Regions from separate parts of the Homo sapiens genome. Here regions 2 and 3 are each linked to region 1. Evidence: chromatin contacts called from ENCODE Hi-C data. All regions are on one chromosome and are shown on one strand. Each heading gives the region's core, a stretch centred on a gene start or an enhancer-like site at or near the end of the contact. The rest is flanking DNA. Distances are from core to core; before and after follow the strand shown. Region 1 holds the start of USP3 (ubiquitin specific peptidase 3). Region 2 holds the start of ZNF609 (zinc finger protein 609). Region 3 overlaps CSNK1G1 (casein kinase 1 gamma 1).

Region 1 (3,434 bases), core at 935-3,434:
CCTGGGCAATATAGGAGACACTGTTTTTTTTTTTGTTTTGTTTTTTGTTTTAAGTGTTTTTAAAAGCCGGTGTTGGGGCAGACAAGGACATCACACACTGGGAGGTACCCTGCGGGTGGGAAAGGGTCGGGAAAGACTCCCTCAGGAAGTGATGTTTAAACTGAAGTCTAGGGGATTAGGAAACGGAGTCTCTGAGAGGGTGAAGAAATATTACATACCAGTATGAAGCATGGCCTGAGTGAGGTCATGCTCCAGGGCCGAACAAGGGGTTATGGATGCTAAGTGGGGGTGGGTGTCCGGAGGAAACAGAAGGTTGGTGGAGCAAGGCCTTAAAGACAAATAGGTTGACATGGAGAGATGGGTGGAAGAACTTGAGCCAAGGGCAGATATTATTGTTTCTCCTCCTCCCGCTTCCCAGGGAAGCAGCTCTCATCTAGTGTCAGTAAAAACAAATACAAAGTTATAATTTATTGGCCACCTAGTATGTGGTGGCAATTTTCATGAATTCTCACATGTTCCTTGCGAGACAAGTATTCTTCTTCCAGTTTTACAGATCTAGAAAAGGCTTGGAACGGCTAGAGACGCTTGCTAAGCCTGGCCGTCAAGTAGGCAGCAGAGCTAAGATTTGAAAGCATGCCGGCCTGCCTTCCTAGGCAGACGCACTTTCCACAACGCATCACTGCCATAAAAATCCCAGGCCGAGGCTTGCTCTAACAGCAAATACCACTTGGAAAAGGACAGATCTTTGAGGACCCAGAAATACTTCTGGGGAAAGGATGAGCAGAGGTGCCCCCGGTGGGTGGATACCATTAGGCAGAGGTCTATGCGGAAGAGGCCGACTTGTGGCGTGGGAGGTAGGGAGGAGTAAGAAGTGATTGACGGGGCGTCCCTGGCTGCTCTAGGACTGCATTGCGGGGAGGTGCCCGGCTCTAACCACTGCCCGGCCCGGTTAATCATTTCCTGACCTTCCTTCCTCCTCTCGCTCTGGCCGCAGGATTGCCACATCAGTCTTCCCCCTCCTCCTGCTCGCCTTCTGGCCCCGAGGCTCCTTCGCCGGGTTTTACAAGGAGCCCCAACTTGGAAGCAATATTTGTAATAGCCCCGGACGTCCTCAAGTGCCCCAGTGAGATCGCAGGCTCGATCCAGGGTATGCCGGCCCAAGCGGCCCCTTGAGGCTTGCCCTCTTCTCTAATCCCTCACTAAAAAGAGGTCAGAGGGTCAGGGATCCAATCTCCATACAGATCAACAAGTTACAGACTCGGTTTCCCCCTGCGGTAAAAAGGGGATGGTAACAGCTGGTAGGGTGTTGCGAGGCTTAAATGCGGTATGGGAAGTGCCTGGCTGGGAGACCTTAGGTATCTAACAAATGCTAGATCCCTTCCCTTCTTATCGCCTGGTAATGGGGAGTTTAGCTTGCCCAGCAATCCCAGGCTACGTTTATCTCACTTGAACTTCCTGGCTTGAAAGTCCTACGATGTGCTGGAGGTAACGCAGATGGTGAGTCACAGTGACAGGATTTGAACGTGGGTTCATGGGCGCCCCTGCGGGCCCACCCACGCAGCATCTAGGTGGCTGGCTAACGCCACGTGTTCAGAACCTAGAAAGGGCTACGGATCGCACCTGCCGCAAGGAGCCTAACGCTAAGTCGGGCGGGACTGCCCTGGCACCCATGAAACCCGCTGCCCGCCTCCCCCGGGGCCAGGCCCTTGGCCTCCCCAGCTTGTTTCTTCGTGTATAAAATGAGGGCCACGGTGCCTGTCTGCCCGAGAGGTTTTAAAGTTCTTCTTTACACTTTGCGGAGCGGCCGGATTTTTACCACGAAGCCACCGAGTAGTCCGCACCACATAGGTTCAGTATCCTCCGCCCACCGCAGGAAACGCCGCGGACGGCCCGGGGTGCCCTGCTCGGCGCCCCACCCTTCCCGGGGCCGGGGAAGCGGCGTGACTAGGAAAGTCACTTCGGAACACAGCCGGACTCTGCGCCACCAGCTGGAGCTCGCCGGGACCCCACCCCGCGGGCTGGGCGGGGGCGGACCCGGGGGCGGGGCGGGGAGGGGCCGGCCTGGAAAGGCGGAAGCCTCCAGTCTAGGGGTGGCTGCAGAACCCGGATCTCGGAGTTACACGTTCTACGGAGCGGGGCGCCGGGAGACGGCGGGCGAGAAAACCCGGCGTCCGGAAGCCCGTGCTTTCTTTGACGCAAGGGCTCGAGACGCAGCCGCCGTCGGCCGAGCGCCCGGCTAGAAGCGACACCAGACGGAGCCTCCGGAGTTCCTCCGCCCCCACCTCGCCGGGTCCTGGAGCCGCAGTCCTCCCAGCTGCCCTCCTCGTGGCCATGGAGTGTCCACACCTGAGCTCCAGCGTCTGCATTGCTCCGGACTCAGCCAAGTTCCCCAACGGCTCCCCGTCGTCCTGGTGCTGCAGCGGTGAGTGCGGCCACGGGCCGGCCCCGCAGCGCACCCGAGGCCGCGGCTCTGCCGGGCCTGCCGTCTAGGGGCCGCAGGCGGCCGGCGCGCGGACTCGGGGAGGGGCGAGGGCGAGCCGGGCCCGGCGGGCTGGGGAGGGTACGCGATGAGGCGGGCGCGTGCGGGAGCGGCGGCGGCTCCTTTGTTTCCCGAGGCCCGACGGCCGGGCCAGCGAAGGAGAGGGCCGCGAGGGGCGGGAGTCCGCGGAGGCCTCGAGCGCGTGGGGGCAGCGGCAGGCGGGGACCCTGGCCAGCTGCGTGCGCCCTTGCCCCGCCCTGCCGTGGCCGGGGGCTGTGCCCGTCCGTGTTGCGGGGTCGCCTGTGGGGCGGGTGTCCGGCCCCCGAGGGGCGGCCGCACGTGTGGCGGGGCCCGCGCCGCGCTTCTCCGCAGACAGGGCGGGAAGAGCGCCGCTCTCCGGGCGCAGCTTTGTCTGGGCTGCGGGGCGCGCGGGGCTCCTCTCCTCCGCCGAACCCGGCCCGGGTTTCCTTTCCCTTCTCCGCAGGCTCGGGCACCTCGAAACCCCGAGAGGCGCTGGGAGCTCGGGCGGCGGAGGTCGGGGTCTTTCATCCGTCAGGGATGGTGAAGTTTGAAAACAGGCTGCGGGCTGAGAAGCTCGGAGGCTGAGCCAACAGCTGCTTTGGAGGGGACTGCTCGAGTTTGTTTTTCAGACCTTTTGGGTTGTCCGAAAATGCGTTGGGATTCCCAGTTCCTGTGTTGTGAAACACTTATTAGATTTATATAAGGCTTTTGAGTAGCTTAAGCGTTTTAACTCCTGCTGGCCCCCTTGGAAGCCCCAGTGCCCTCTCATTGTCTGCTCTAAGCGACTTCTTAGGATCGCACCGGCCACACGGCTTTGCTTACTTCCTGGTAGGGCCCTGGTGCCACCGCTAGTCTTTGTTTATTAGCTTTGAGATGGTCACTGGTATCTTGGGTTATATTAATAGCGTACAATTCGAATTGTGCACTTCAGAAA
Region 2 (3,434 bases), core at 281-2,780, 960 kb after region 1:
TGACCTGTGAGATGCAGTTTGCCAACCCTTGGTCTAGAGGAACAGTAAATCAAAACTTAAGGTTTGTTTACTATGTGGGACATCTGATCACTTGAAAATTTTTAGTGGTTCTTCGAGGCTTGAGAACTTTCTCTGGCTGAAACTTGGAGTTCACTGCAGGAATGTTTACCTTCCTTTGTTCCCTATTTTTGCAGTCTAGTTCTCTCCAATGGCAGAGTCATGCTCCTTCAGTGGGAGATGACTACTGGAATGTTTAATCCTTAATTAAATCATGCCTAAGTCTAAAACACTAAACCCTTCTCTGTCTCCACCTGCTAAGTAGCTGAATCCTCACTTGTAACTTTGTCTAGTATACATTGGAAGTTCGCTGTCACCTGGGATCAGTTCTGCCCCTGTACTGTCTAACAACATGACTATTGGTGGACCAAAGAGAGATTATTTTTCCTAGACCAGAAAGGTTTACTTTTATCTTTAGCTATCAACCCCTCCCCCCACCTTTTTATGACCTCACTTTATCTCCAAGTCACATGCTATCTTGAGTGGCACTGTTGAAGGATGCCCCAGGATAAGGGAAAAAAGGTAAGATAAATGCAAAGCAAAATAAAATGGTCAAGGACACAGGAAGGACATAATAGGGGCTAGGATGTGGGAGGCCTTGAGAATTAAGGTAAATTTGTTTGCTATGGAATGAGATGGAAGTCTTAGGAGGTCGTCATGAATAGATGTTTCACAAGTGAAAGCTGGGTGGGAGGGCTCACTTAAACATGGACTGAATGCCTACTGTGCACTAGATAGTATGCTGGGCAATCAGAGATGAATAGCAGATAAGGAAAAATAAAAGCTACAATCCTTAGAATGGTGGGTTGGAGAAGGACAGAATAAGGTTTTTAGATAATAAAAGGCAACAAGATTTAGTGATAGAGGATGGTGAGGGGAAAAGGGATATATAGAGGGATTAGAAATGGGTGCTTTGGGGAGAAAAGCAAGTGGTAATCCTAAAAGAGAAAGCTGGAGAACAAAGGATAAAAAATTAGGAGGTTGGTACTTTGCTGAACTAAGGGGTAAAATGGATGAAACCATCAGGAGCTGTGATTGCTCTTCTGTTCTTTGTGGATGCCCATGTTCAGATCCCCTACGGCCCTTTCCTCTCTGTGGTTGAAGGACAACTACAGAAGAGGTGTCTTCTGTGTTATAAGGTGCAATACTCCCCCCAGAGACCTCTCTATGAGGAAGTCTGATCCAGCGAGAGTTCTACTGCCCACGAGGGGACAGCGTTAGGTTCGAGCTCTCTAATCCAGGTTTCTTTGAGTTTATCTTGGTTCTAACCGGCACGCCGGGTTTTCCAGCATTCCCTGAGCTAAGACTCCCTAATCTGGGCTCCGGGTGAGCGCGCATTCCGAGACCCAGGATTTCGCTCCTTCATCCAGGTTCCGGGTTTCCCCTGCGCTCACCGGCTCCAGACTCCACACAAGCGCGGAATCCGGATCCGAGGGCCTGGCAGTCCAGTGTCCGCGTCTTCCGGGTGACTCTGGTTGTCCCGGATCGCGGCGGCGGCGGCGGTGGCGGCGGCTGAGGGACCCGCGGCCCCGGACACAGCGGCACCGGCCGGGCGGGGCGGAGAGGCGCGGGGAGGGGGCAGAGAGCCAGAGCCGGAGCCGGAGCCGGAGCCGGGGTGGGGTGGGGGGGAGGGGCCGCGGGAACGGATGGCGGCCTGGGCCCCGTAGCAGCGGCGGCTCTACGGCCCGGGGCCCCGGGCGGGCGGAGGTGGCGGCTCCCGGGACCGGCCGCGCGGTGAGTCCGGAGCTTTGTGTGGAGCCGGGACTGGGGGAGGAAAGAGGCGGCGGCACCGATGGGGCGCGGGGCTGAGGGGATCTGATGGGGGCCGGGGGCGGCGGCGCTGCCTGACGGAGGAAGTGGGGGTTGGGGGGGCTGGGGCGGAGCGAGGGGAAGGTGTGTAGGGGGGGTCGTTGCGTGGGTGGGGGAGGGGGCGTCGAGGGGCGCGGGGTGAAGTTCAAAGCGTGGCCACGGCCGGTTCAGGCTGAGGGTAGGGGTGCCCGGGAGGGGATTAGGGTCTGGCTAGGTTATGGGAGCAGGCCAGAGAGTTTCTGAGGCGAGTCTGGGTATGTTGAGGGCGCTCGGGGCGACTGGGGCCAGTCAGGGAGTTGGCGGGGGAGGGGGGGCGGGGGCGGTGGTGGTTGTTCAGAGCATAGGGTCGGAAGCAGGACGTGTGCGTGACCTAGGAGTGGGGAGCAAGGTGGCTGGGATCCTGCAGTAAGTAGGTTGTGGGTGTGTGCCCCTAACAGTCTTCAGGTCACATTTACTCCTGTCCTTTTCTTCAAGATGGAGGGATCCCTGGGCCTGGACCTCAACTGCTATCCTTGTACCCCCGGGAGGGTTTGTGACCCTATCCTGTTTGGAAAACCCATGCTGCCCTCTTTTCCCTTTATGTGTAATTACGGTTGGATCATCTCTGTGCTTTGCTCAGATTCTCCTTCCTCCCTCTGGGGTTGAGGAGGAGGAGACACATCTGACCAATTAATGTGTGTTTGTGAAACAGGCAGCAGCAAACAGTCATTTCAGCTTCGAGGAATTAGGCTCACACAGGGTGGAGAGATCAGAGCCCTTCAGGGGGAATATTTCTGAACAAATCACGGATGATTAAATTCTCTAAGAAACAGCTCCCTACCTAAATGAGAGTGAGAAAGATAGGGAAGAAAGCCTGTCTGTTTCCAGCCATGTGTCCAGAGCCTAAGGGGTTGAGGAGAGTCCCCAAGCCCCTACAGGCCTCCCTTTTCTGTATTAGGCTTTGCTCTGCAGCCTTGAGTTAATTTCACCCCTGCTGCTTTGTCTTGGGGGAGGGAGTGCTGGTTTAGGCTGTTGTGAGGAGATGACTGTTCTGCTGCCACACACAATAGTCGTGTCATTTTATCGGGAGCGCTACCCCAGGGCTGAGAACTGCTGCAGCAGAGATAAACCGGTCCCTCTCACCCGCCTATTGTGTACACAGTGAAGGTCATAGGTTCAAGTCTTGTCTGAGAGCTTTGGATATGCTCCATCTCCCAGGCTCCTCAGTGCCATTTTCTTCCTTTTCCAGACTGGGGCTTGCCATTGGAGGAGGCCAGAGAGAAAGGCTCTTCTTTTTGAGTGAGGAACAATGCAGAGCTCATTGGCACACATTTTTCAGAAGAATAAGGGATGCCAGCCATGTTGTGCCTGCCTCTTTGGCTAGCCTGTACTAAGTTGTGAAGGAATAGTGTCTGGTAGACTCAACTACGATGTTTGTTTCAGACCCTTAAGGAAGAAGACTTCAAGGGAAGGTTCTACTCTTAGTTGAATCATCATATTTAATTCTTTTATATGAATGGAACACTCATGCAGTGATTTTTGTTTGTTTCCGAATACCACTAAAAACCTGTGCAGTGTTAAGATGGGGA
Region 3 (3,434 bases), core at 259-2,758, 740 kb after region 1:
GCAAAAAATAGTAAAAATAATAATCTGATTTAAAAATGGGCAAATGATCTTCACAGCCATTATCAAAATCAGTTTATCAAAAACATGTGTGTACGTCCATGTTTATTACAGCTCTATTCATAATAGCAAAGATATGCAATTAACCTAAGTGTCCATTAACAGATAAAGGACAAAAAAATGTGGTACATATACACACAAGGAAATACTATTCACCCATAAAAAAGAATGAAATTCACACCTGTAAGCCCAGCTCTCAGAGAGGCGAGGTGGGAGGATAGTTTGAGCCCAGGAGTTTGAGACCTGACTGGGCAGTATAGCGAGACCCCGGTTCTCCACAAAAAGGAAAAAAAAAAAAGACACACACACAAAAAAAGAATGAAATTCTGTCATTTGCAGCAACACAGATGGAACTGGAGGCCTTTATAATAACTGAAATAAGGTAGGCAGGGAAAGACAAATATCACATGTTCTCGCTCATGTGAAAACTTAAAAAGTTGATCTCATATAGAATGATGGTTACCAGAGGCTGGGAATGGTTGGGTGTGGGGAGGATGAAGAGAGCTTGGTTAATGGGTACAAACATACAGTTAGAAGCAATAAATTCTAGTGTTGATAGCACAGCAGAGTGACTATAGTTAACAATAATTTATTGTATATTTCAAAATAGCCAGAAGAGTAGATTTGAAATGTTCCCAACACAAAGAAATGGTAAATGTTTGAGGTAATGAGTAGCTTAACCACCCTGACTTGATAATTACACATAGATATGCATGTATCAAAATATCACATATATCCCATAAATAGGTATATTATGTATCAATTTTAAAAATGAACCGCCTACTAGGTATTTAACAAGTTAACTGGCTTTCTCTGCCCAATGAGATTTTGTTTTGACTACTGCATTTGTGAAGTTTCAACTGGGGTCTTGTTAAGGCTGGACACAGTGGTTCATGCCTGTGATCCCAGCACTTTGGGCAGCCAAGGTGAGAGGATCACCTGGGGCCAAGAGTTCAAGACCAGCCTGGTCAACATAGTGAGACTCCATCCCTACAAAAAACTAAAAATATTAGCCAGCTATGGTGCATTGCGCCTGTAGTCCCAGCTACTTGGGAGGCTGAGGCGGGAGGATGACTAGAGCCAAAGAATTTGAGGCTGCAGCAAGCTACGATTGCACCACTACACTCTAGCCTCAGAATCAGAGCAAGAGTCCGTCTCTTTAAAAAAAAAAAAAAGGGGGGGGGGGAGGAATCTTGTCATTTTTTAATTTGAGGATTAGCTTCTCCTTTATAAGAGAGCCAAATCAGAAGAGTCACTAGATTACAATAGCTGCTGGGAAGCCAGGATATGGGAGCCTAGACTTAGAAATTTCAGGTTATGTCAGAGACCTCCATTTTCCTGTCATTTACTGCAAAGAATCCTATTATCCTGCCGTTTACCTACCCTCTAAACCCTCAATCCTCTTTCATTTGCTCTGGTCCTTGCTGACTCATCCCCTCCCTCCCTTTTTCCTCCCACTTCAGCTGCATGCTTGGTTCTGGCTTATTCATCTTCTAGTCAATTAACGAACATATACCACGCTGTTGTCATGTGGTCAGCTATGGAGTCATTCTCATACTGTCACTCTTCCTAATACGGATCTGTTTCGGCCACAGACTCTTTCATATCTCTGCCCCAAACCTCTCATCCACCAAATCTTGTTCCTGTGTGCTAGAATACAAGCAAAACTGAGAGCTATGCTGGAAAAAAGATTTATGGATTGGAAAATTTTTAAATTGATAATGTATGTATCTTCCTAAGTAAAAGACCCTAAGGAAATACTGAAACCTAAAATCATTCCCATAAAAAGAAAAGAAATTAAAACTTGCCTATGGTGACCATAATACAATTAACATAACATTGATGATTGAAGAAAATAAGAAAAATAGTTATAAGATTTTACAATTTGGTTTCTATAAGAAATGAAAAAATGATAGCTAACAGGAAAATAAAATGCTTATTCTCAGTTTCAAGGTTCTCATGGTCCCCTTTACTTTCTTCCCTGATTATCTTGGAGATATCAATTCTTAAGCATTAAGTCTTGAAAATCTTGGTGGTAAAACTGTAATCAAGAAACAAAGCTTGAAAAGTGTGACCACTCACTAGAAAACAAAGTGGAATGGAAGAGAAAGAGTTAGAGATCACACAAGGAAAAGCAGAGACAATGTGGAAGACCTCCAACCAGAACCACATTCACAATTACCCAGTGCTGTCATTTTTGTTCTATCTCTACATAATTAGAGAATTGGTATGAATTTCTAGATCAGGTCATCAATGTGAAACTGGGGTCCAAAAGGCCAAGGTAATGATTAAGAGTTGGGTACTGAAGAAAATGGTCATAGTCCCAGGACAACAAAAAGTTCCTATTTTAGGAATTTAATGTCTCAAGCTCTGGATATCACAGCAATAGGTATTCTTTAAATTCATAATCAATCATTTTTCCCAAATAATTTCATACATTTATAAGCAATGATTAATTCACTGAACAAACCTAAGTCACAATGGGCTTTTTGTTTAAGTATTCATTGTCAGGAAATCCAAATATTTTATAATTCACTGGACAGTAATGAACAATGACAGACAAAACACTAGTGAGTAAAAACACTAATTATGTTACTGTGGTCTTTGTGTGGCTTTGGCACAAAAGGTTGTTTATTTACAATGCTGCAACATCACCTTGGTAATCAAAAGAGTGGCATATGCGCACTGGCTGCTCAAACATTAACTACCAATGAGTCATACTTGCAGCTGAGAACTTACTCTGAAAAAATAGGGGGAGGAATGCTGTGCCTCTAAGTTAAAAACAAGCTCTGGTGTTCATGCTCACATTTACAAGGACACATGGTGAAATCTTGTCTATTTTCTTGTCAATTGATCTTCTTTCAAAATAAATTTCCTTTTTTTAACCATCACAAGGAATATTTTTATTAATAACATTGGTAAAAATCTAAAAAGGCAAGCTTATTAAATCTTTCTAACTTCTTTCTGCCACTGAACTACTTGCTGACTGCTATGTGACAGAATGACATCACACCAGGCCTTAAGATACGCTTGAGATACAAGGGTAAAGAAGACACAAGGCTTGTTTTCAAGGAGCTTATAATCTTATGGCAGGGAGTGGGGAGAGTGGGACCAATATGCAATTACAATAAAAAAATAGTCAATGCCTAATCATCAATAGGATAATATAATCAGGATTTTAAAAATATCCCAATGTTCTTCCTCATCTGGACTCTGGAAAAAATAAAATAAAAAATATGGCCAGGCACGGCGGCTCACATCTGTAATCCCAGCACTTAGAGAGGGCGAGGCAGGCAGATCACGAGGTCAGGAGATCAAGACCATCCTGGCCAACATGGTGAAACCCCGTCTCTACTAAAAAAATACAAAAAATTGGC

The links. A loop is a pair of places that touch in the nucleus more often than their neighbours do. Pooled maps may share reads with other maps.
Region 2: a map of CD8-positive, alpha-beta T cell shows a loop between it and region 1 (26-fold over the local background). The contact joins the promoter of ZNF609 here to the promoter of USP3 in region 1. A Hi-C loop is called at or near these places in 8 of 168 maps with a recorded cell type or tissue (CD14-positive monocyte, CD8-positive, alpha-beta T cell, HCT116 and 4 more), 5 of 37 single-sample maps with no recorded cell type and 20 of 50 pooled maps.
Region 3: a pooled map shows a loop between it and region 1 (9-fold over the local background). The contact joins the enhancer-like site here to the promoter of USP3 in region 1. A Hi-C loop is called at or near these places in 5 of 37 single-sample maps with no recorded cell type and 6 of 50 pooled maps.

What each region holds. Positions count from the first base shown.
Region 1 is chr15:63,502,409-63,505,842 of GRCh38, forward strand. It overlaps USP3 (ubiquitin specific peptidase 3), which reads left to right and starts at 2,185. Exons shown (of 15, transcript NM_006537.4): 1 at 2,185-2,422. The coding sequence starts at 2,332. RefSeq lists enhancers at 465-1,258, 737-786, 1,259-2,051 and silencers at 1,777-2,116, 2,467-2,576, 2,647-2,846, 2,917-2,996.
Region 2 is chr15:64,459,048-64,462,481 of GRCh38, forward strand. It overlaps ZNF609 (zinc finger protein 609), which reads left to right and starts at 1,531. Exons shown (of 10, transcript NM_015042.2): 1 at 1,531-1,791. LOC105370861 (a long non-coding RNA gene) reads right to left here and starts at 1,540. Exons shown (of 3, transcript XR_932367.3): 1 at 1,452-1,540. RefSeq lists an enhancer at 1,053-1,122 and silencers at 1,583-1,702, 1,763-1,862.
Region 3 is chr15:64,245,408-64,248,841 of GRCh38, forward strand. All of the region lies in intron 4 of CSNK1G1 (casein kinase 1 gamma 1), which reads right to left. Among named protein-coding and RNA genes, the nearest start is that of PPIB, 84 kb to the left of the region's middle. RefSeq lists enhancers at 572-1,072, 1,073-1,573, 1,694-1,753, 2,643-2,937. Within about 2 kb of position 1,509, at least 6 of the 41 ENCODE cell types and tissues checked have a DNase peak (open chromatin) inside an H3K27ac peak, as active enhancers do.